2 separate regions of the Homo sapiens genome follow, and region 2 is linked to region 1. A link is an interaction called in ENCODE POLR2A ChIA-PET data of the cell type or tissue named here. Cell type or tissue: OCI-LY7. All regions are shown on one strand. Links, peaks and the distances in the headings refer to the core of each region. The heading gives the core; the rest is flanking DNA. Region 1 overlaps PAX5 (paired box 5). Region 2 overlaps ZCCHC7 (zinc finger CCHC-type containing 7).

What was found. Peaks named below come from ENCODE experiments on the same cell type or tissue, not always from the same donor. Only the 100,000 strongest peaks of a DNase experiment are listed, where the experiment ranks them.
Region 2: POLR2A ChIA-PET joins it to region 1 with 16 read pairs; 4 of 35 experiments call an interaction of 5 or more read pairs at or near these places.

The regions. Positions count from the first base shown.
Region 1 is chr9:37,008,191-37,019,668 of GRCh38, reverse strand. It overlaps PAX5 (paired box 5), which reads left to right. Exons shown (of 10, transcript NM_016734.3): 3 at 4,475-4,672. LOC105376032 (a long non-coding RNA gene) reads right to left here. Exons shown (of 4, transcript NR_188579.1): 4 at 10,617-11,478. Among named protein-coding and RNA genes, the nearest start is that of PAX5, 20 kb to the left of the region's middle. RefSeq lists an enhancer at 8,024-8,093. In OCI-LY7, for the core only: no CTCF peak of the experiment used is centred there; DNase peaks (open chromatin) are centred at 7,938, 8,466 and 8,922; H3K4me3 peaks cover 1,512 bases; H3K27ac peaks cover 2,109 bases.
Region 2 is chr9:37,203,933-37,215,485 of GRCh38, reverse strand. All of the region lies in intron 2 of ZCCHC7 (zinc finger CCHC-type containing 7), which reads right to left. Among named protein-coding and RNA genes, the nearest start is that of ZCCHC7, 89 kb to the right of the region's middle. RefSeq lists an enhancer at 932-2,131 and a silencer at 5,120-5,414. In OCI-LY7, for the core only: a CTCF peak has its summit at 5,330 (motif pointing right); a DNase peak (open chromatin) is centred at 5,305; H3K4me3 peaks cover 2,402 bases; H3K27ac peaks cover 2,500 bases.

The sequences.
Region 1 (11,478 bases), core at 6,534-9,033:
TTTGCATTATGGTTTGAGCACAGACACCTGAATAGGAGGTAAATATTTTGAAGTATGTCAGTGACATTCTGACTTTCTCCTGGCTCCTTCCCTTTCATCTGCTGGAATTCAAGAAATTCTCTCAGATGGAAGGAGCAACAGCTTCTAATAACCTTGGGGAGGCTGCTTGTTTGAGGCCAAGGGAAGAAATTTTAGGACCAGGGGTCTGGCAGCTCCTTTGGGGACCTTGATCCCAGGGTTCATTCCGCATCCTCCAGCCCAGTGCAGGTTACCTGAGCTGTGGGGGCTGTGGGCTTCACTCCTGTTTAGCACTCAGCAAATGAACCCCAGAGATAGGGGGTGATTGCAGGACATTAACATGGTTTTCTTGTTAGGTGGTTGTTTTAGGCAGGCGGATGGGAGCGAGAGAAGAAAAGTCGAAGACAGAGAGATAGAGAAAAGAAAAAGAGAAAAAGAAGACAAAGAGAAAAGAGAGTGATTTTAAAAAGGCAGAGAAATAGAAAGAGATAGATAAATGACAAGACAGGAGAAAGAGAGAGAGAGCACAATACTTTAGACTATCTCAGCATCAGACTTCTAGAACCAAAAGGCTCCTAGATATCTTTTTGTGGAGCCTCTTCATTGTACCGAGAGAGAGGGAGAGAGAAAGAAGGCCCTTTCTTTGTTTTTGCTGAGACATCTTTGCTGAGCCGACATTTTGCTCGCTGTTTGAAATCCCAGGGCAAGATACTGAGCCTTTTTCAGAGGGGACATCCAAACATGTGGTCCTCATGTTCTGGTGCTCTGGAGCCTCCAAATCTCCCATGGAGATTGAGGGGGACAGGGATGCTTCCGAGACCAGCCGGCACCCGGAATAGATTTGTCACTAGGTAGAGTGGCACTCGGAAGTTACGCGCCGCTCCGGTGCCTGACCGTTTAAGTTGTCAACAATAAATTGGAATTTCATAGCTCATTATTTTCATAACTAAGAACCACAGTGGACAAAATGTCACTCTAATTAGAACTGCCTTTTAAGAAACAAGTTCAGCCCTAAAACAGTGTAACTGGGAATTTCTGAACTGGGGCCGTTCAATCCACAGATTTTTTTTTTTTTTTTTTGGTCACTGAAGAATTTGATGGGCACACAAGAGGTGACAGATTGTAGGGAGAGTACGATGTGTGGTGGCTATGGTTTCCAGAGTGTGTGGCAAGGCAGGCAAAGTCCCTGGGGCACACAGGGACCCCTGTCATCTCAGGAAGGTGGGCGGTCTGCCAGGAGTGTGGGCATTCAGTCTACAGAGCTCAAGGCTTCGGAGGGGCTAGAGACGCACAGCTTGGTGGCATCTGAGGCTGAGTTAAATCCACCCAGGGCCTGGCTGCTGTCTTTTTTCACTGGAGCCTGGTTGGGAGGTTCAGGTCATTGGTATTGGGTAGTATGTTACACAGTAAGAAGAAACACTAGGGATTTTAATCCTCCGCACGTGCTCTTTATTTTATGTTTTGCAAAGCTTATTCTCAACCGTCTGTATTTCTGTCTTCAAAACAGCCCCACAAAACAAGCAGGGAAGACATTCTCCCCCTATTGTATGAATGGGAAAATTGAGGCCTAGAGAGGCTAAGTGAGTTGGCCAAGATCACACAGAGAGTTAGCATCAGAGCCACCTACACCTCTTGATTACTAAACTAATGCTCTTTGCACCGAAGGACATTGTGTGTTGGTGGCTGCCGTTGGTCTTTTGTCTGTAAGCCAAGGGGCTGCACGGCTGTTTTGCTGAGATGAAAGGATAGTTATTAAATCTGAATCCTCATTTGACACAGTTTCGAGTTGGGGTTTTCGGAGTGTCAGGGTTGCCTTCTAAGTGCCTGGCCCATGTGTCAGTCAAAAGGACGACAGAGACCTCTCATGTCAAGGCCGCAGTCTTCCACAGTTGGCACTGCTCAGGTGGGATGGGCAGGTAGCCCTGCGTGCTGCCGCCCGCCAGCTATGTAAGTGGGGGCCAGGCTGGGGGGGACCTTCAGCTTGCCACCCTCCCAGAGTTGCTATGTGAATGTTGCAGTCCCATTCAACTAACATATTTTGAGTATCCAGGACAGGGTTGTCTAAATGTCTGTAACCCCTTCCCTGAGATTCTGCCTGTCCTAACAGACACTCGGTGACTATCAATTGAGTGAGTGAATGAATGAAAAATGCATGTGAAAATGCCTGGCCTGGTAAATAGTAAAGTTCTCTGCAATTGCAAGGGGTCATTATTCTTATTATTATTTAAAATTTTATAAGCAAAGCAGCAGCTTGCTGTAGCGGGAAGAGCACTGAATTTAGAGTCAGGTTTGAAAGCTGGGGCTGTCCCTAACTACAGAAGGGAGTTGGGCAAGTCACTTAGTCTTCCAATCATTTATTTTTCCTTCTATAAATCCCTGTGGCCTTGCAGGGTTAGTGTGAGGATCAAGATAATTCGAGGAAGAGCTCTGTAAACTTTAGGGTGCTGTGGCTGAATTATAGTGAGTTGTATTATAGTAAAAATTGGCTTTACATTATAAAATTGACAGGACAATTGGAGACTGCAGAGATTGCTGTGTGCCTTGACTTAGGGTGCTTTTCTAGCCATCTGGTTTTTTTGGGATATTGTTAAAAAGTTGTTTGTGAGTAATAATTTTTTGGCAATTACAGAAAAATTGCTGAAAGCAATTTTTTAGAAAGAGGGAAGATAGGTTGAGTTTTTACCTTATGGTCAAAATTTGTAAATGACTCACTCTTTTCAATGAAAAACAGACATTTCACTTTCACATCACTGCTTCCAAAGTATTTCATCTCTTTCAGGATATTCACTAACTTGGCCTTACCCAAACATACCCAGGCTGAGAATTTCAGCATCTCTGTAAATGTGACCAGTCATCTTGGGTAACATTTTCTACCCATCTCAGAATCACCTCGTTCCCTTACCTATCATCAACTCTTGTTAGGTTTCAAAATTATTAGTCATTTAAAAAATGTCTTTTTGGTTTTTTAAAACAGATTCAACTGCAAGATAATTTCCTTGGAAAAGGAAATCAAGAATTCTTCTGTAAATATTGAGAGAGACGTCTGGTGATGTCTCAGATTCAGAAAAGAAATTATGTCAATTATCCCCCCCTGAAATGATGTTTCATGACACTCTTCTTCTTGGTCTTGGTTTTACTGTAAAACCCTGACATCCTATTTTCCTTAATGAGCAAATGCTGATAGCATGGAAATGTCCTTAGAAACAGCCATTTACCTCAGGGGAGGTCCCTGGAAGAGTTGCCGTGACTTGTGGTTGGTTTTTCCGATTGCTTGAGTTTTGACTTACAACAGATATTTTCAGATAATTCTGCAATTCAACATTCCTTTTAATTTTACACCAGGATTATTATTTTTCTCTTACAGAAAAATAAGTTGCATTTCAGGGGACAGTTTCATACAATGCTGGAGATTGTGCTAGGGCTTGGGAGAGCTGGCAAATCAAAAGTGTAAGCTACCTTATTGGGGAAATTGTAGTTCAAGAGGCTGGGTGGGCAACAGCCCTAGCTTGCCCATTTGGTCTTGTGTGACCCTAGGAAAACTGTTTAACCTTGATGAATCTCTGCTTTATACCTGTAGATCAGGACCTATTCATTTATTTGTTCATTCACTCATTCATTAATTCAAAGCAATTTATGTGCTTTAGAACTGTTGGAGATAAAATGGGAAAACTGACTCGAAAGTTTTCTGTAAACTATAAAATGGTAGATGAATGTGAAAGAATTTTGTTAATGCTTAGCCAGTGCTGTCCAATAGAAATACAATGAGAGACTGGCCGGGCGTGGTGGCTCATGCCTGTAATCCCAGCACTTTGGGAGGCCGAGGCAGGCGGATAACCTGAGGTCGGGAGTTCGAGACCAGCCTGACTAACATGGTGAAACCCCCGTCTCTACTAAAAATACAAAATTAGCTGGGCATGGTGGCACATGCCTGTAATCCCAGCTACTCGGGAGGCTGAGGCAGGAGAATCACTTGAACCCAGGAGGCGGAGGTTGCAGTGAGCCAAGATCACGCCATTGCATTCCAGCCTGGGCAACAAGAGCGAAACTCCGTCTGAAAAAAAAAAAAAGAAATACTATGAGAGCTGTGTATGCAATTTAAAATTTTCCAGCAGCACATTAAGAAAAGTTAAAAAAAAGAGGTACTATATTTTAATTATATATTTTAACTCAATATATAAAAATTGTTATTTCAACATACAACTAATATCAAAATTATTGAGATATTTTACTTCTTTTGGTACTAAGTTTTAAAAATTTGGTGTGTATTTTATATTTACAGCACATTTTGATTCAGACTAGCCATATTTCAAATGTTCAAAAGCCGCATCTGGCTGGTGGCTACTGTATTGGAACGTGCAGATCCGGACGTTTCCTGGCCAGAGTAGCCCGTTATTTTGTTGCCAATATCCACTTTACTGGTTCCTCATGGCTAAGCTTCTTTCTCTTTGGGTCCTAGGTATTATGAGACAGGAAGCATCAAGCCTGGGGTAATTGGAGGATCCAAACCAAAGGTCGCCACACCCAAAGTGGTGGAAAAAATCGCTGAATATAAACGCCAAAATCCCACCATGTTTGCCTGGGAGATCAGGGACCGGCTGCTGGCAGAGCGGGTGTGTGACAATGACACCGTGCCTAGCGTCAGTTCCATCAACAGGTGAGGGGCTCGTGCCTGTGGGGGTTGGGGATTTGGAGGGATGGCAGGGCATCCTGGAGGCTCTGCATGTGCCTTTCCTGAAGATCTGGTCTCTTTTTTCACCAAGGCCCCTTAGGGGTTACTGAACAGGAGGGATGCTAATGGGGCCTGCTCGGTCTCTGTTACCCTTCTCTTCTTTCCAAAGCAGGTAGGAGTCCTAGGCCCAGGGAGAGGGGAGCATGCCAACACCCTGGCCGCTCGAGTTTCTTCTGAGCCCAGAGTTATTTCCATCCCTCCCTTCACCACCCACCTATATGTGTGGAACACTTCACAGTGAATTGTCCTGACTAGATCTTCACAAATGTCGCTGTCCCTGCAAACCTAGGCTCAAGGTCTTAGCACTGGCCCATCTCAAAGATTCCCAGGAAGAAAATCCTTCCTCCAGTTTGGGCAGAGCTTGAGCCAGTGAGTGAGAGGAACATAAACCTGACTTGGAGTTGGGAGACTTGGCTCCTTGTTCCAGCTCTGCCACAAGCTCAAAGTGGGACCTTGACAAAGCTCTTCCTCTCTCTGAGAGCCCAGAACCCCAGTGGTTCTGATGTGCATCTTCAACTCCAGAGGTGTTGTCCAGGAGGCTAAGATGCTCTGGAGCAAAGGAGTTGCCCTCTCCCCAACTCATACATGGAATCTCACACAGGGAGAGAAAGAACCAGAGAAACACCCTGGGAGTCATGCACAGGATCTTCCTGGCAGCCACACAGCTCCCTTTCCTTTCCAGTCTGATCCAAGACACATGGAAGGGCGCTCTCAGAGCTTTAAAAATAAATGTATGGAAGAAAGTTTTCTGTTGTAGATGATGAAATTTCAACTCCATTTAAACCCAAAGAGTCAGGGATGAAGTTCAGAGATGAACAGAAATGATGGTTCTCTAAACTCTGCAGAGAAAAGAGAAGGGAGCAGCCTGAAAACTTGGACAGTTTCCATTTCTCCAAATCACACCCTACCATCATCAGTGCAGAGCTTGTGTGGGCGTAGGAGACCCTCACTCCTGGCAGAATGAGGTGGTCGGTCAGACTAGAATGAGAGCCTCTTGTCCTGATAGTGGATCCTTCTGTGATGATTCAAATGCACAGATCGCTGTGGGAGTGCATGTGTTCACATTTTGAGTCCTGCTATTTTGTAAATTGTTAGCCTGTTTTTCTTCTCTTGGCAAACCTTGACAGAGGCCCTGACATCATGCATGGTACAGGGGAGATAGAGGAGAATCAGGCACACAGTTTCTTGGTCTGTTCCAGAGGGGCTCTTTGTCCAGGGTGGGGTTCTGACATGCACTTAGAAGCCTGATGCACCTGGACAAAATTGCTGAGGGGATAGCAATGATGATGGTAGGTTTTGGGGAGGAGGGGATAACTCCTGTTCTTTTTATGGATTATAAGAGGCTCCATTGTGTTTTATGAGCCCCTTACTTCTGGCTCTTTGCGGGATTTCCACGACACAAAACAACATGACAGGCAGCTGGCCTGCTCTGCAGAGGAACATCAGCCAAACCCCTGGTCAGGCTTTGGGGACCCACAGGTTTCCCAACGTAGAGTACACATATAATTGGGGGTTCGCAAGATAACCTTAGGTAGTCCATGGGGGTCACAAAATCTAATGCCTTACATGGGGCCAGGCAGATAAGGTAATGAGGGAAGCAGGCCAGGCAAAAGACGATGGGGAGAGGTTGGGTCCCTGGCAAGCTAGGCAGCACAAGTCCGATTAAAGGGGCAGTGCTTCTTAGCTCCAGCCGAATGCTGCCAGGACCATGGGTCTGGTGTTTGCCAGATTTTTTGCATTCTTCAAGAGAAGGCAGAAGCTGGGGCTTGTGTAGATGTATGCATGGATATTTCTGTATGTGAAATCTCTATATTTAAATTAATTTTTTTTTTATGTAGAGATGGGGGTCTCCCTATGTTGCCCAGGCTGGTATCGAACTCCTGGGCTCAAGCAATCCTCCTACCTCAGCCTCCCAAAGTGCTGGAATTACAGGTGTGAGCCATCACACCTAGCTTAATCTATATATTTTTTTAACAGAGGCAACTAATTTCAATTAAAAATGCCTTGCAGGATGAGCATAACTTATTTACAGAGCATCGGTTTACATCCTCTATAATGCAAAGATGCAAGGGTGCACATTGTTTTCTAATACATTTATTTTAATGTATGTTAGAAAAACGTAAGTAACACACCAAACCAGTGAGTTTGTGAACTCCCCCTCAACACTCCCACCTACCCACTTACAGTAGGGAACTACAATTGCCTTATAAAATAAATTTATTTAAGTCAAAATTGAAGTGATGTGAAAGAAATGTATGAGGCAAATAGAGCAGTGGTTACAGATGTGGCAAAGACTGTGAAGGGGCATGGGATGTGTGGTCAAGAGAGATCACGGGCCCGCTGATGTTTTCTGCCTGGACCTGTGCTGTGGGGAATTTCTAACTGCTGTCTGTAGGGCCATGGCTAGCCTCAGGGGCGTCCTGAGTGTCCAGTCCAAAGCCATGGCCAGGCAGGCCATGCCTCTAAGGTGCTTTCATGTCTGTGGTCTCCTATAGTCCTTAAGGCTTGACTCTATCCTGTGGCAGTTGTAGCAACAGAGGCCAAGATGGAGAGTGCAGAGGAACAGTGACTTGGAGATAGACATGGGGGTAGAACCCAGGTTTCCCAACGGTAAAAGGAGGGCTAGTTTCTTTCCACCACTGCCCTGTAGGACTCTGCGAGTGACAGAACTGAGGATCTGTGAGATGAGAGACAAGAGGGAGGACAAGTATTTTCTTCTGCATTTCAGATCCTCGCGGGCTGCCCGTTCTGCTGCCTGGCTGCCTGCCCTCTCTCATCCTTAGCCTTCTCCAGTGCTCTTCACTGGGGGCTCCTTTTTGGGAGTATTCTCTGGCTCCTTCCTGCTCTCTTCAGTGACAGCTCACTAAGTGTAGGACAATCTCATGCGGCTGCCTTCCTCACCCCTAAACCCCCAAAGCCAGAGCCATCCCAGCATACAGTTTTATTTTTCAGATGAAGGCAAAGCTCCCACTGCATTCAGATGAATGCAGCTTCTAAATGCCTGCCTTGCAAATGACACTGTGTAAGAGGGTCCACATCTCTCCCAGCCCTTGCCTCCCTTGGAGGCAACTTTTCACCCTTTCTGATTTCAAACAGCTGGGGAGGGAGTGATGGCTGGATTTGTGGCTATTCTTATAGCCACAGGGGCATCTCCACGGTTCACCCCTAGGAGTATGTGACTTCCTGTTACCTTCCAGGGGACCAGCCTAGGAAACCATGACTGACAAGGGGTTAAGCATCACTGAACTAGTTCTGTTAGGCTTGTGGGGGATTTCCTGGGACACAGATCACCTTGTTCATTTGACTTCTTATGGACAAACGTGCTGGGAGGCTGCACAACCTGCAGGGATCGCTGGATCCAGTCTGAGTGTCCATTGGAGGTGGCCATCCCAAAGCTGACCCAAACGGTGGGTTGAATGGGGTCTTCCTTCTTCTATTCCAGCACCGTGGCCAAGGGGTGGGGAGTACAAGTGGCACTCCCAGCTTAGAGGGGCAGCTCTATTTAGTACCAACTGGTTGGGTCATGTGAGAACGTGAGGCCAGTATTGTTGGGTGTTCTGATTTTTCAAGAGAAGCTAGAATTCAGATATTTATGAAAAATCTCCCAACTTAAAAATATTAGCAACTAAGTCAAATAAAAACAAATATACTGTGCAGGCTAACAAAACTTGTCCCGGGCTGGAGGTGGCCCTGGGGAAGATGTTTTGTTAGTTCTGCTCTTAATTCTAATTTTGGTAGCAGGCCTTCTGAGATTGTTTATCCATTTCCTCTTTCTTTTTTTTTTTTTTTTTTTGTTTTTTTGAGACAGGGTCTCACTCTGTCACCCAGGCTGGAGTGCAGAGGCACAATCATGGTTCACTGCAACCTTGATCTCCCAGGCTCGGGTGATCTTCCCACCTCAGCTTCCCAAGTAGCTAGGACTACAGGTGCCACCACCATGCCTGGCTAATTTTTTGCATTTTTTGTAGAGATAGGGTTTCATCGTGTTGCCCAGGGTGGTCTCGAACTCCTGGACTCAAGTGATCCACTCACATCGACCTCTATCTGTGTCCTCTTTCTTCTCCACAACAGTCACAGGCCTGGGTGCCACCTGTGGGGCCCCTTGCAGCTTGGCACAGTTGGACCCCTGGGTTTTGAATTCTCGGCATAGCTGATGGCCCAAGCTTCTTACTGCACTGATGGCAGTTTGATCAGTGCCATAGATGTGGGTGTTTCTTCAGCCTTATCTTCCTGTTTCCTTTTTCAAGGCACCATGATTTTCTCTTTCACTGTAATTTTGTGAGGACTGGTGGTGGGGCGGGGGGCGTGGGATGATGGTGAGAAGCCTAGCCTTTCAAAGAAGGAAGAGTGATGTTTCCATGGGATCCTTAAATGCCACAAAGTCCCTCAGAGTTTTAAACCTCAAATTCTAAGTGGGTTTGAAATCCAAATAGCTTTTATGCCTCACATAGGAAGTATTTAGCAGAGGGACCGCGCTTCCTTTGAATGTGGCTTAAAGTAAAGTGCTGGGGCATGGGGGCTGGGAGTCTGGGCTGACTCGCTGTGCAATTCTGGGCAAGTCATTTGAGCATCTTGGGTTTTAGTTTCCTTATTCATAGGAAGAGTTTGATGCTGAGCTCCTTTCTCTGTTGGAACGTCTAGTGTGCTCTGCAGTACGGCAGCCAGGGTCCTGCTCACGCTCAGCAGGTAAGGGACGGGCAATTTGGTGTGACTGCCAACTCAGCCCAACTGTCCCTGGCTTAGAAAAGGTCCTGAGTGTGTTCTTATTGGATGAGTCTTGACAGCCTGTCATATTTAAAATTTAAAATTTGTTTAGAGTTGTTATGATTCAATTACAGTCTTGTTCTTCCCACTACAGTTTCTTCTCAGTGTAAGCTGATGCTCTTTGTTTTTACTTGGTGACTGCTAAAGGCAGATGAGCAAAATCTCTCACCCCTGGGGGCAGCTTCAGAGGCTTGCCTATAACTCTGAGATCCCCCTTTATAAAGGACAACCCTGATGCATTCTTAAAACAGTGTGAGAGTGGCTACCTTCCCCTCCCCAGCTTCCAAGGGGGCCACTTGTGCTTTATTATTATTATTATTTTTAATTTTTATGGGTGCATAGTAGGCATATATATATATATTTATGAGTACATGAGATATTTTGGTACAGGTATGCAATGAGTAATAACCCACCATGAAAAATGGGGTATGCATCCCCTCAAACATTTATTCTTTGTGTTACAAACAACCCAATTACACTCTTTTAGTTATTTTTAAATGTACAGTTAAATTATTACTAACTATAGTATCCTCATTGTGCTATCAAATACTAGGTCTTATTCATTCTTTCTATTTTTTTGCACCCATTGAGCATCTTTACTCCCCCACCGCCCTCGCCTTGTGCTTTTTAAAGCAAATGTGAAAAATATGAATATTTTAAGACGGAAGCTAGTCATTAATCTTTACAAAGACACCACTGAAAATAACATCTTACATTTAAGGAGCACCTAGTATGTAGCTACCACTGTTTTAAGTAATTCATTAATTTAATCCTAATAGTAATCCTATGAGATAGAAATGATTCTTAGTCCCATTTGCAGATGAAGAGACTGAGGCATAGAGAGGTTAAGTAATTTACCCAAGGTCATGTAGCTGGTAAATTGTAAGAGGGATGGGATTCAAACTCTAGTGGTCTAGTTCCAGAGCCTGTACACTGTGCTACTGCAGCCTCTTAATGATTTATAACAATTGATAATGCTTTCCCAGTGATATTTATAACTATTTTAAAAGAAAATGAGGAAAACATAATTTTCTTTGCTTTTTTACATACAAATTTAATAGTCAGACAATGATTTGAAAAGTAAGGATTTTAAGCTGAACTACAGTGACTTTTTTGCCATATATTTATTTGTAACTATATTTATGTCTGGTATATCCATATATTGACATATCCAGCAATATCTCTGTAGACACATACACACAGAGAAAGTGACATACACAAAAATATAAACATTAGGTCAGATGCCAGCTTACTTCCAGGTGACCAAAAAGAGAACCTCACTCCCAGAACTGGACATTTTATTATGACCCACTCTTCTCCCAAATGCCATGAGTTTTCTGGTTGTCCAATATGCTTCGAGTTTGCTTAGTTAAAATAAGTGGTTTGAATATTAGGGAAAACAAACAAACAATCTGAATGTATTTGAGGGAACACTTAAGCTGACTGATTAGAAAAGGGCAAGAGGCTCCTTGCTGAGCTCAAGTAGCCAGGCTCCAGATGGCCTGTGTGTGTGTGGTGAGACTATAGGGTGAACAGAAAAGACCATTTCAGGCTATCAGCTGAGGACACGGACTGCCCTTGGTGCCGAGCACCAAGCTGTAAGATCAGAAAGGGCAGAGAGGCTACTGCCCATTGAGTTTAAGGGGAGGCACCCACCTGCTACTTCTGTCATTCTTCATTTGTATAAGCTGGAGACCCAGTGCAGCCTCAGAATAAACTTTCAGATATTAATGGTCTGGAATGTGAAAAAGCTTCTCACAGAATGTTGCATGAAAAGAGCAGGCTGCAAAACTGTATACATGGAGGCTGAGTGCGGTGGCTCACGCCTGTAATCCCAGCACTTTGGGAGGCCGAGGAGGGCCGACCACTTGAGGTCAGGAGTTGGAGACCAGCCTGGCTAACGTGGTGAAACCTCTTCTTTACTAAAAATACAAAAATTAGGCAGTGGCATGCGCCTGTAGTCCCAG
Region 2 (11,553 bases), core at 4,086-6,585, 200 kb before region 1:
TCCTTAGGGAGCTATGCTATCTGGATAAAGATAAAATTTTTTTCCTTTAAAGATAAATAGCATCATTAATCTGCAACATTTCTTTTCTATTATCTTTCGAAATGAGGAGTTATTTTGTTCTGATCTTGAGGTAATTAGCCTTCATTCACTAGCCTGAAAATGTCTGTGTTCTGAAAATTAAAAATGTGTCATTAAGTGGAATTTACCATAATGTCATTTATCTTTATATAGTTCATCAGTGACAGCAATGGGCCTGGGAATCCATCAGCTTTTACCAAGGAAGCATTAAAACAAATTGAAAAACAGAATAATCCCAGACACTCTTTAACACAGTCAAAGCCATTTGGGTAATTAAATAGTGGTATTTAAAGTTTTAATTTAGATTTTTCCCTCTGTTCATCAGTAGTCAAATGAGATGTTCATATTCATAACTGTTTGTAATAAAAGGTTTCATAAAGCAAGCAGAATATCAATGTTATTAAAATTTAATGTAACATAGGGTGAGCTTTAATCTACAAAATAAAGTTTTTATTTTCCTACACCCTGATTTATAAGATTACATCAGAAATATCTCTTTCTTCAACTGTATAGGTTGCAATATTAGTTTCACAAAAACTGATATTCAATACCCAAATAACAAAAAAGTATATGACTTGAAATTGAGCTTCATTATTACCAATGCTGAGGAAGAATAGTATCTCTTCCACCTTTAATTTGTTTTCACTAAACATACTCCTCCAACAATTATTGTACAGAATTATGAGACACAATTATGAAAATAAACTCTGCTTCATAAAACATCAAAGAAAATAAGAATTAAATTAATGTAATAAATAATTCAACTAATAAATAAGAATTAAAATAAAATAAGTATTTTGTGGTGGTAAAGGAGCACAGAGGCATTGTTACTATATAACTAATTCTATCCATATAGTGATGAGAAACAACACGACAGAAACATAGCTCAAAAATCATATTGTTAGTTAAGACATTAAAAATACCCTGAATAGACTTCTAAAAAACACAACATAATGAAAGCAGCTGAAAAAGCTAAACTGTCATAAAAATGTTTCTTAAGTATAATAGCTTCAATGCACAGCTTCATTCAACATAATAAAAACATCCAGTATGTCCCTTTCTATGTATCTAGAAAAACCGAATCTGGGATAATGTTTCCTTAACATAAAAATAATCTAACAACATAAAGATTAACTTAATGCAGCATGGCTCAGTACTAAGTAATTTATATTCTGAACTTACATAGTATACTCAAATGTGTTAATGAGTGTTTCAGTATGATTTTATGTTAAACTACTGGATAACTTAAATTTAAAGCTTTGCCACATAGATATGCAAATTAAGATTTCAGATGTCTTGGGGAACAATCCTAGGAATAAGTGATTCTTTGTAAAATATCTAAAATAGAAATTAATTTTCTTGTCTGATGAATTCTAACACACAAATACACACACACACACACACATACACACCATTGAGCGAATCTCATACCAAATATTGGTTAAGGACCTAAAAACTTAGAAAAAGCTATCTATCATCTCCGATTCCCAACTAGCTTTTCAATGTTGTTGATTTACTCTGCACTGAGCCAGGGAAATGGAAATATGCAATATTAAATAAGTATATGATTTTATCATCCATTTCTTTAAAACAATGTGCAAGATAATAAATCAGAAATTTTTATAATCAAAACACTTTAGAAACAATCAATTTTACAATAAGGAAAGGAAAGGCACTCTCAGGAGGTGAAAACTTGGCATATTGGTACTAGTCAACAACAGCACAAGTAGGATTAGAATTCATGTATCCAGGCTATTCTTATACCATCTGCCTTGCAGATCAATGAATCTAAAACATTTACTCAATATTTATGCATTTACTAAGTATGAATCATCAGATAAATAGACATTACTAACAATAAAAAGCATATTCTGAATTTGACACCTTGTTAAAAGTTTTCAGACAGTATTAGGATCCCTGTATCAATAAAGCAACTAACAAGGGTTCTGTTGCTGCCTTGAATGATCTGCTTTTGAAATTTTAACTAATATTTCTTAAAATAACATATTTACCAATATAATTTCTAAGTCTGTCTTTATTCATCCTGTGGAACTACAGGTTTTCTGTTATATTGTCATTTTAGCTAAAACTATTTGCTTGCCCCCTTTAAACAAGGAAATAACACTATCCAGGTCAGGTTGAGCAGTAATTACATTATCTTCAAAATTGTGTGGAGGAAGGACCTTTTGGTCAAATACAACTTTCAAAAAAAGTTGAAGCTCAAATAATTTGTGGTTATCCTCATTAATCCTTCTTGGTACTAAACATTACTAAACCAATTTTATTGGTAAATAAAAATTCAGCAGAAAAGTATACATGTATTTGCAATATTGTTTAAAATGGTTTTAAAAAACAGAAAACAGTTGAATATCTAAGCGAAGAGTTCAGTAAATTCCGAACATCCACTCTGTCTATTCTATAGAATATAATTACAGCTATTAAAAAGTCAAGCCCTCTATCAACCAGGGAAACTTACATAGTAAAAGTGAAAAAGGTATGTCTCAGAGAAGTCTGTAAAAAAAACAATGACCCCAAAACTACTGTGCATGTGTTCTTTGGACAAGCATGGAGAAAGATATAGAAGGATTCAGAAGGTGTATACACTGATATATTGTTGATGTACAGGTAGAGAAGCTGTTAACACTGTGTTTAGGGGTCAAGGAAGCAAGAAGAGGAAGAAAAGTATTAACATTTTCTTAATTAATCCTGAGAGAGAAGCAATTCATCCAACAAGGTGAACGATCTGTTCGATGGGGACTCTGAAGTAAGGCTGGGCTGCCTTAAGCTGATACCAGAGCCTTAGAGTTCCACTGTTGGCAGAATTATTTGCTAAGATCTAATTTTCAGTTCATCTCAATGATTCAGATAGCCAACTAAAAAGAAAAGAAAGAGAAAGAGAAAAAGAAAGCAAGCTATTTCACAATTACACCCTTAAGAAAAGCAATTTTTTTTAAAGATCTGCTCTTTTCTAAAGTAGAAAAAGTCTTTATTTTCCCACTCCAAAAATTTTTTTAAAGGAATCATTAGGATAATGGCTGACTAAATCAGTATGCCTGTACAAACAAATTAAAATATTTCTAAGTAAAATTTTTTTTTTAGGTATGGTAGAAGATTGGCTCAGGGTTTCTCAATCTTGGTACTACTGACATTTTGGGCCACAAAAACATTTATTTAGTGGCAGGATGTTTAGCAACAACTCTGGCCTCTACCCACTGAATGCCAGTAGTGCCTCCTCCGCCTCCCCAGCTGCCACTAGGTTGTAACAATCAAAAATGTCTCCAGACATTATCAAAATGATCCTGGGAGGTAAAATCATCCCCAGTGATTTTGCCAAAGATTTTCTTTTTTTTTTTTTTTTTTTTTTTTTTTTTTTTTTTTTTTGAGACGGAGTCTCGCTCTGTCACCCAGGCTGGAGTGCAGTGGCGCCATCTCGGCTCACTGCAAGCTCCGCCTCCGGGTTCATGCCATTCTGTCGCCTCAGCCTCCCAAGTAGCTGGGACTACAGGCGCCTGCCACTACACTCGGCTAATTTTTTGTATTTTTAGTAGAGATGGGGTTTCACCGTGTTAGCCAGGATGGTCTCGATCTCCTGACCTCGTGATCCGCCCACATTGGCCTCCCAAAGTGCTGTGATTACAGGCGTGAGCCACCGCGCCCGGCCCTAGCCACAGATTTTCTAAGCGAAATGACTTAATGTTTTACACTAGCAACAGTCCTTTGCAGACTGCTGAGCAACATTTCCATATTAATATTCTACAGTGAAAAATGTTAAAGATAAAATAATATCACATAATTAACATCCTATTACTAAGACATGAAAACTGAAGCTTTAAAAGTATCCAGAAATGAGAACTATCATTACAAAACATACTACTTATCTGCATTATAAATAAAAAAAAATCTCTAGTGTGAATCAAAGCACTGTGAGAGAACTCAGTATTTGATGATAAAGATGGAAGAAAAATAATATGTATAATGTAATCTATCTTGGCTGCATATACAGCTTATGTTATTAAAAAACCAAAACCAAAACCAAAACCCCAAAACAAACAAACCAAAAAACCCTACAAGTAAAACCATATGTATGCTGAATCACTCTCTCCCACTAAACTTAAACTTCACACCTTCATTGAAAAAATTATGACCCAATTCAAGACTTTACATTTCTAACATTTGTAAAAATCTGTCTTTCTCCATCGTTCATACAATGTCATAAGGTAACAAAACATATATTAATCCCTAAACGTTTTGATCATGCGAAACACTTAATTCCCAGCTTACTGGAAATTCTTTAGAAATAAAAATAAAATGTTTAAAACTGTCACACTGTTCCAGCTAACCAGCAAAACTCACTATATGAATGATCAACTGGAGACATTAGCATTCCTGGCAGAAGGAACTACACAGAAAAGTAAAGCCACAAGAAAATGTTTAAGTATAAGGCCCTAGGGAGTATGTGTACAGGAGAAAGAGGCAGAGACAGACTGAAAGACATAGAGACTAATCATCTGACCAGACAAATGGAGTGACTTTCAAACCTCTTTTAGTTATAGAGCCCTATTTTAAAGAAACCAAAATATGCAAAAGAGATTAAAGCCTAAAGGTTGAGGATAGAAATCTGGTGACTTGACCCCTACCTTTCCAAGGGAATGCCTAAGAGGCTTCAAAAAAAACCTGTTTAGAAACCAGTGGAATAGGGTAGAGAAAATCTGTGAGGGGACTAAGAAATAAGATTTTAAAAAGTAGGTTGGGGCATATTATGAATTGCCTTAGATGCTGGTTAAATAGTTATATTTAGTAGATATCAGGGAGCCATTGCAGATGTCAAAATGGGAGGGAAATGAATGATGTAATGCACACAAGAAACAAATGAAATAAACCTTGTTCATTATTATACACTACTCCTGAAAAATCTTGGTGTTTTCTACATAATCTTATTTATCACATGAAAAAGATCAGTAATATAAGATAGGATGAACAGTATGAGGGCTAAATATAGTTTAGTGAAAGGATACATTTTAATATTATAAATACTAAATGTTCATAGATGTGGTTATTTCTCACTGAAAAAGTACAGCCTCTTCTATGAGTCTCTTGAAGGTCCACGGCTGCAAATGCAGACTTTTAGATGTCATTCTCCGTGTCAAGTGGCAGCCAGCAGTCACACCAACTGTCAGTTTGACAAGTCCTCTCTTAGCATTCAGGGATAAAGTGCACATACACAACACCCTTCCTGACAAAAAAGAAGCCAGGGAGATGAGAGCCAGCCACTAGAGGGAAGACAATCAAGCTGGCAGGAAAGGACTGGCTATGACAATAAACCAGAGAGCCAAGAAAGGGTGAAAGAAAGCTTGCTCACTCTGAAGCCAAAAAATAAAAAAATAAAAATAAATAAAAAAACAGGAAGAAGAAACAGAAAAAGAAAGAAACCTAATCCTATATCATGGGGTCAAATGAAGAGAAAAAAAAACTGTCCTTGGTGGATTCAAAGAGAAACCAATAATCCAGAAAGGCTTCTGACTTCATGTATTACTATCTGCCCAAGTAATCTGCCCACAAATAATCTTTAGCATGAACATGTCCACTCCAGTAACTTATTCTCTCCAGAACACACCCCTACCTAACTACTCCACACTTCTCCAGAGTCCTAATGCTGCTATATGCCCACTGATTTCCCTTATAAACACAAATATTTATCCAGTTTATTCAGTCATGCATTCAAGAAGTATTTGAGTACTGTTTCTAGGCCCTGGGGATGCAGAAATGAAACAAAAAGGGTTCTTCTTTAACAGGTAGAGTGAAACCATTAAATACATATATACACACATGTGTATACATACATATGCATATAAAACATTAAGAAAAGGGGGAGAGAAAATGAAAAGGGTAGACAAAGATGTTATTTTATACAGGTGAGGGGAATTCTCTCTGATGATATTTGAGCAAGATTGAAAAAATTGAGGAAGACAGCCATGTAAATATTGAGGTTGGAAAGCATACACAACAGAGGGCACGATACCTGCAAAAGCTCTAAGACAGGAATATACTTGGAACTTTAAAAAAAAAATGGCCAGGCGTGGTGGCTCATGCCTGTAATCCCAGCACTGTGGGAGGCCGAGGTGGGCAGATCACAAGGTCAGGAGATCGAGACCATCCTGGCTAACACGGTGAAACCCCGTCTCTACTAAAAATACAAAAAGTTAGCCAGGCGTGGTTGTGGGCGCCTGTAGTCCCAGCTACTCGGGAGACTGAGGCAGGCAAATGGCGTGAACCTGGGAGGTGGAGCTTGCAGTGAGCTGAGGTCGCACCACTACACTCCAGCCTGGGCAACAGAGTGAGACTCCATCTCAAAAAAAAAAAATTGCGGTTGTATTTTATTATGCCAGCCCCAGTAAAAACAGAAAAGAATAAAGTTATTAATATTTTTTAAAATTTTTTAAAAAGAAGTCAATGTGGCTGAAGCAGAGCATTGATAGGTGATAGTATTAGGAGATAAGATCAGAAAGATAAAGAACCATATCATATATAGCCTTTTTTGCCATGAAATGAATGAGCTGTGTGCAAAGAAATGACATTGTCTGATTTATGTGTTAAAAGGACCTCTCTAGCTGCTTGGTGGAAAAATGAAGAACAAAAATCTAGACACCACTCCAACAGTTCAAACTATGATAATGGTGAATTGGAACAAAGTGATGGCAGAGTAGATGGGTAAGAAGTAACCAGGTTCTGATTCTAAGTATATTTCAAAGGCTTAAAGTGACAAGTTTTGCTGCTGGTGTGGACATGAGATGTAAGTACCAGAAAGCAGCTCAGGATTACTAGAGATGCTGCCAGCCCATAATCATCACTCAATATGATCTGTTACACATTACCTATTCTCATTTCACCTCATTCAACACTGCCATTTCTAAACTTGCTCTCACCCTTCTTTTTGCTGAAGCAGCACTCCTGCCTATTAAAGCTAGAAGTGAGAAAGGGTTGGTGAAGGCAATCTAGTAGACTGTGTTTCAGAAGCTTTAATAGGCCGGGAGTGGTGGCTCACGTCTGTGATCCTAACACTTTGGGAGGCCGAGGCAGGTGGATCAATTGAGCTCAGGAGTTCAAGACCAGCCTGGGCAACAATGGTGAAACCCCATCTGTACTAAAAATACAAAAATTAGCCGCGTGTGGTGGTGCACGCCTGTAATCTCAGCTATTCGAGGGGATGAGGTGGGAGGATCACCTGAGCCCAGGAGGTCGAGGATGTGTGATCATGCCACTGCACTCCAGCCTGGGTGACAGAGTAAGACCTTGTCTGAAAACAAACAAACAAAAGCAGAAGCCGTAACAAAAAATACACTGGAGAAACCAGGAGCACCAAATCATTCATTTAAAAAACTGATGTGAACACCACTAACACAGAAAGGAGGGCCAGAGTACAGGAGGGCCTACTAATTTACTTAACAAAAACTTAAAACTATTCACTAAACCTCGGTCATAAAAAGTGATAAAACGATGAACATAAATATCAAAAATAAAACTTATTAATTTGAAAAAAAATGCTGGCAATGATTAAACAGATAGGAAATCACACCAGAGAAATAGAAATTATTTTTTTAAAGCAATGGAAAATTTAGAAGTAGAAAATATAGTATCTGAAATATTTTTAAAAATCACTGAATGGGCTAAATAGCAGATTGGATATGACAGAAGGAAAAGTTAGTAGGCATGAACATAGATCAGTAAAAATTATCCGATCCGACAAACAGAAAATCGATTTTTTTTTTGTTTTAAACAGAGCATCATAAACTGTAGGACACAGCAACGGATTACCACATGTATTACAGGAATACAAGAATGACCAGAAGGAAAAAATGAAGCAAGAAAAAAGTTTTAGTCTTGAACACAAGGCAAAAAAAAAAAAAAAAAAACTCTGGAGAAATAATAAATAAAAGTTTGATCTCCAACCAGGAAAAATACAAAAAATGTACAACCAGGCACATCACAAACTACTAGAAAGTTTAAATACAGAAATAATCTTGAAAGAAGGCAGAGAAAAATGACACATTAACGTATAGAAAAAAAATGACTACTGACATCATAAAAAATAATAAATGCCAGAACACAGTAGAAATACACATTGCAAGTGCTAAAAAAAGCTTTCAAATGAGATTATATGCTCCAAATATATCATTTAAGAATGAAAGCAAAATTACACTTTCAGTTATGATGGAGTAACAAGGACTACATATACTTCAACTCTAAACAATAAGAAGACACAACTGTATTCATTCATTCATTTAGAGACAGAGTCTGGCTTTGTCATCCAGGCTGGAGTACAGTGGTAAGATCATAGCTCACTGTAGCCTCAAACTCCTGGGTTCAAGCGATCCTCCCTTCTCAGCCTCTCCAGTAGCTGGGACTACGGTTGCACACCACCATGACCAACGATTTTTTTTTTTTTTGGAGAGACTACAGTTTCACTAAGTTATCCAGGCTGATATCAAACTCCTAGCCTCAAGAGATCCCCCTGCCTCTGCCTGAAACACTTTTAGACACACAGACATGGCAGAATAGTGATCCTGGAGAGAAAGGAAATAGGTAAGTTGAATCTTACATTGAGAAGGTTTCCTGGCCACCTTGTAAGGGAGGAGGTAGTCAAACCAGACCCCATCTACGTAATTGAGTGTCAAGGACAGATCACAGAATGTACACAGGTCAAAGTCGCTGCAATTTCCAGAGAAAAATACCAGAGAAACTGGCCACATAGAAAGCTAGGCCCAGCATCGTGGCTCACACCTGTAACCTCAACACTTTAGGAAGCTGAGGCAAGTGGATCGCTTGAGCCCGGGAGTTTGAGACCAGCCTGGGCAACATGGGCAAAACCCATCTCTACAAAAAATGCAAAAATTAGCTGGATGTGGTGGTACATACTTGTAGTCCCAGCTACTCGGGGGGCTGAGGTGGGAGGATTGCTTGAGTCCAGCAGGTTGCGCTGAGCCAAGATCGCGCCACCACACTCCAGCCTGGGCAACAGAGGGAGACCCTGCCAAAACGAAGCGGGAAAGGTGAAGGCGGGAGGGAAGAGGAATGAGAGAGAAGTGGGGAGGAGGAGGGAGAGGGAGAGGGGGAAGGGGGAAGGGAGGGAGAAAGCCGGGAGGGGAAGAGAGGGAGGGGAAAGAAAGCTGAAGATTGGTTTCATCAATTTTCTGGCTTAGTACTATTCTCTTGTGTGGGGATGGAAGGAACTACTTGAAATCAGGGAAAGAACCCTCCTACATGCTTTCCACACAAAACCTACCTTTTAGACATATATCTGTTAAAAATAAAAGAACTAAAAAATGGCAGAAAAGATAGCAAGAGTGGCTGCCTATATTAATATTAGAAAAAGCAGATTTTAGAACAAATGACGTTGTCAGGAATAAAGAGAAACATTTAATAATGACTAAGGGGTCAATTCACCAAAATATCATAATACTCCTAAGAATAGGGCTTCAAAATGTACAAATTAGGAACTGACTAAGCGGAAAGAAAAAAAAAAAAACTCCAACAAATCCACAATTGTACAAATGCATGATTTCAACTTTCCTCACCAAATAAAAAAAGTGGAGCTGGCTGGGCAAGGTGGCTGATGCCTGTAATCCCAGCACTTTGGGAAGCCAAGGCAGGTGGATCACAAGGTCAGGAGTTCGAGATCAGCCTGACCAACATGGTGAAACCCCATCTCTACTAAAAATACAAAAAATTAACCAGGTGTGGTCGCATGTGCCTGTAATTCCAGCTACTCAGGAGGCTGAGGCAGGAGAATTGCTTGAACCTGAGAGGTGGAGGTTGCAGTGAGCTGAGATTGTGCCTCTGCATTGCAACCTGGGCGACTGAGCGAGACTCCGTCTCAAAAAAAGTGGAGCTTACAAAGTACCCATCAACAGAGCCAAGATGACATAAACCATGACACATCTAAGCTGTGAAATATTATGTAGTCACTTTAAAGTGTATTAAAGTATACTAGTTGTTTTTCAGGTGGGACACTCTCATTTTCTAGTAAGGGAGGAACCTGATAATGTTCTCCAGGCCTTTTAGAAAAGAGTTGTTCTTTTGGCCACATACACGTGAAGCTACAAGAAAGGTGATACTGCAGACATCAAGGGAATAGGTACTGTTCAAAAAGGAACACCTCACAAATGTTACCATGGCAAACCTGGAAGAGTCTACAATGTTACCCTGCACGCTGTTGGCATTGTTGTAAACAAACCAGTTAAGGGCAAGATTCTTGCCAAGAGAATTAACCTGCATACTGTGCAGGTGCTAAAGCACACTTAAGATGGGGTTAAACTTTTCCTGTTGTCATGAACCCGCTCCCACAATAACTGCATTAATCCATTCATGAGGGCAGAGCCCTCATGACCCAAACATATCTTAAAGATCCCACCTCCCAACATCTCCATATTGGGGATCAAATTTCTAACACATGACCTTTGGGGGACACATTCAAACCATAGCAGACATGTTAAGTGCTTTGCCCATGATCAAACAGCAAAATCCAAAGTCAGCCTAACTGAAAAGCCCATGCTTAGTTCAGAAAATTATTTTATCTCAGAAAAAAACTACTTTAAAATTCATATGAAGCCAAAAAAAGAGCCCACATAACCAAGACAATCCTAAGCAAAAAGAACAAAGCTGGAGGCATCATGCTACCTAACTTCAAACTATACTACAAGGCTACAGTAACCAAAACAGCATGGTACTGGTACCAAAACAGACATATAGACCAGTGGAACAGAATAGTGACCTCAGAAATAAGACCACACATCTACAACCATCTGATCTTTGACAAACCTGACAAAAACAAGCAATGGGGAAAGGATTCCCTATCTAATAAATGGTGCTGGGAAAACTGTCTAGCCATATACAGAAAACCGAAATTGGACCCCTTCTTTACACTTCATACAAAAATTAACTCAAGATGGATTAAAGACTTAAATGTAAAACACAAAACCATAAAAACCCTAGAAGAAAATCTAGGTGATACCATTCAAGACATAGGCATGGGCAAAGATTTTATGATGAAATCGCCAAAAGCAATTGCAACAAAAGCTAAAAGTGACATATGGGATCTAATTAAAGTAAAGAGCTTCTGCAGAGCAAAAGAAACTATCATCAGAGTGAACAGACAACCTACAGAATGGGAGAAAATTTTTGCAATCTACCCATCTGACAAAGGTCTAATATCCAGAATTTACAAAGAACTTAAACAAATTTACAAGAAAAAAACAAACAACCCCATCAAAAAGTGGGCAAAGAATATGAACAGACACTTATCAAAAGACGACATTTACACGGCTGACAAACATGAAAATAAGCTCAACATCACTGATCATCAGAGAAATGCAAATCAAAACCACAATGAGGTACCATCTCATGCCAGTCAGAATGGCGATTATTAAAAAGTCAAGAAACAACAAATGCTGGCGAGGCTATGGAGAAATACAAATGCTT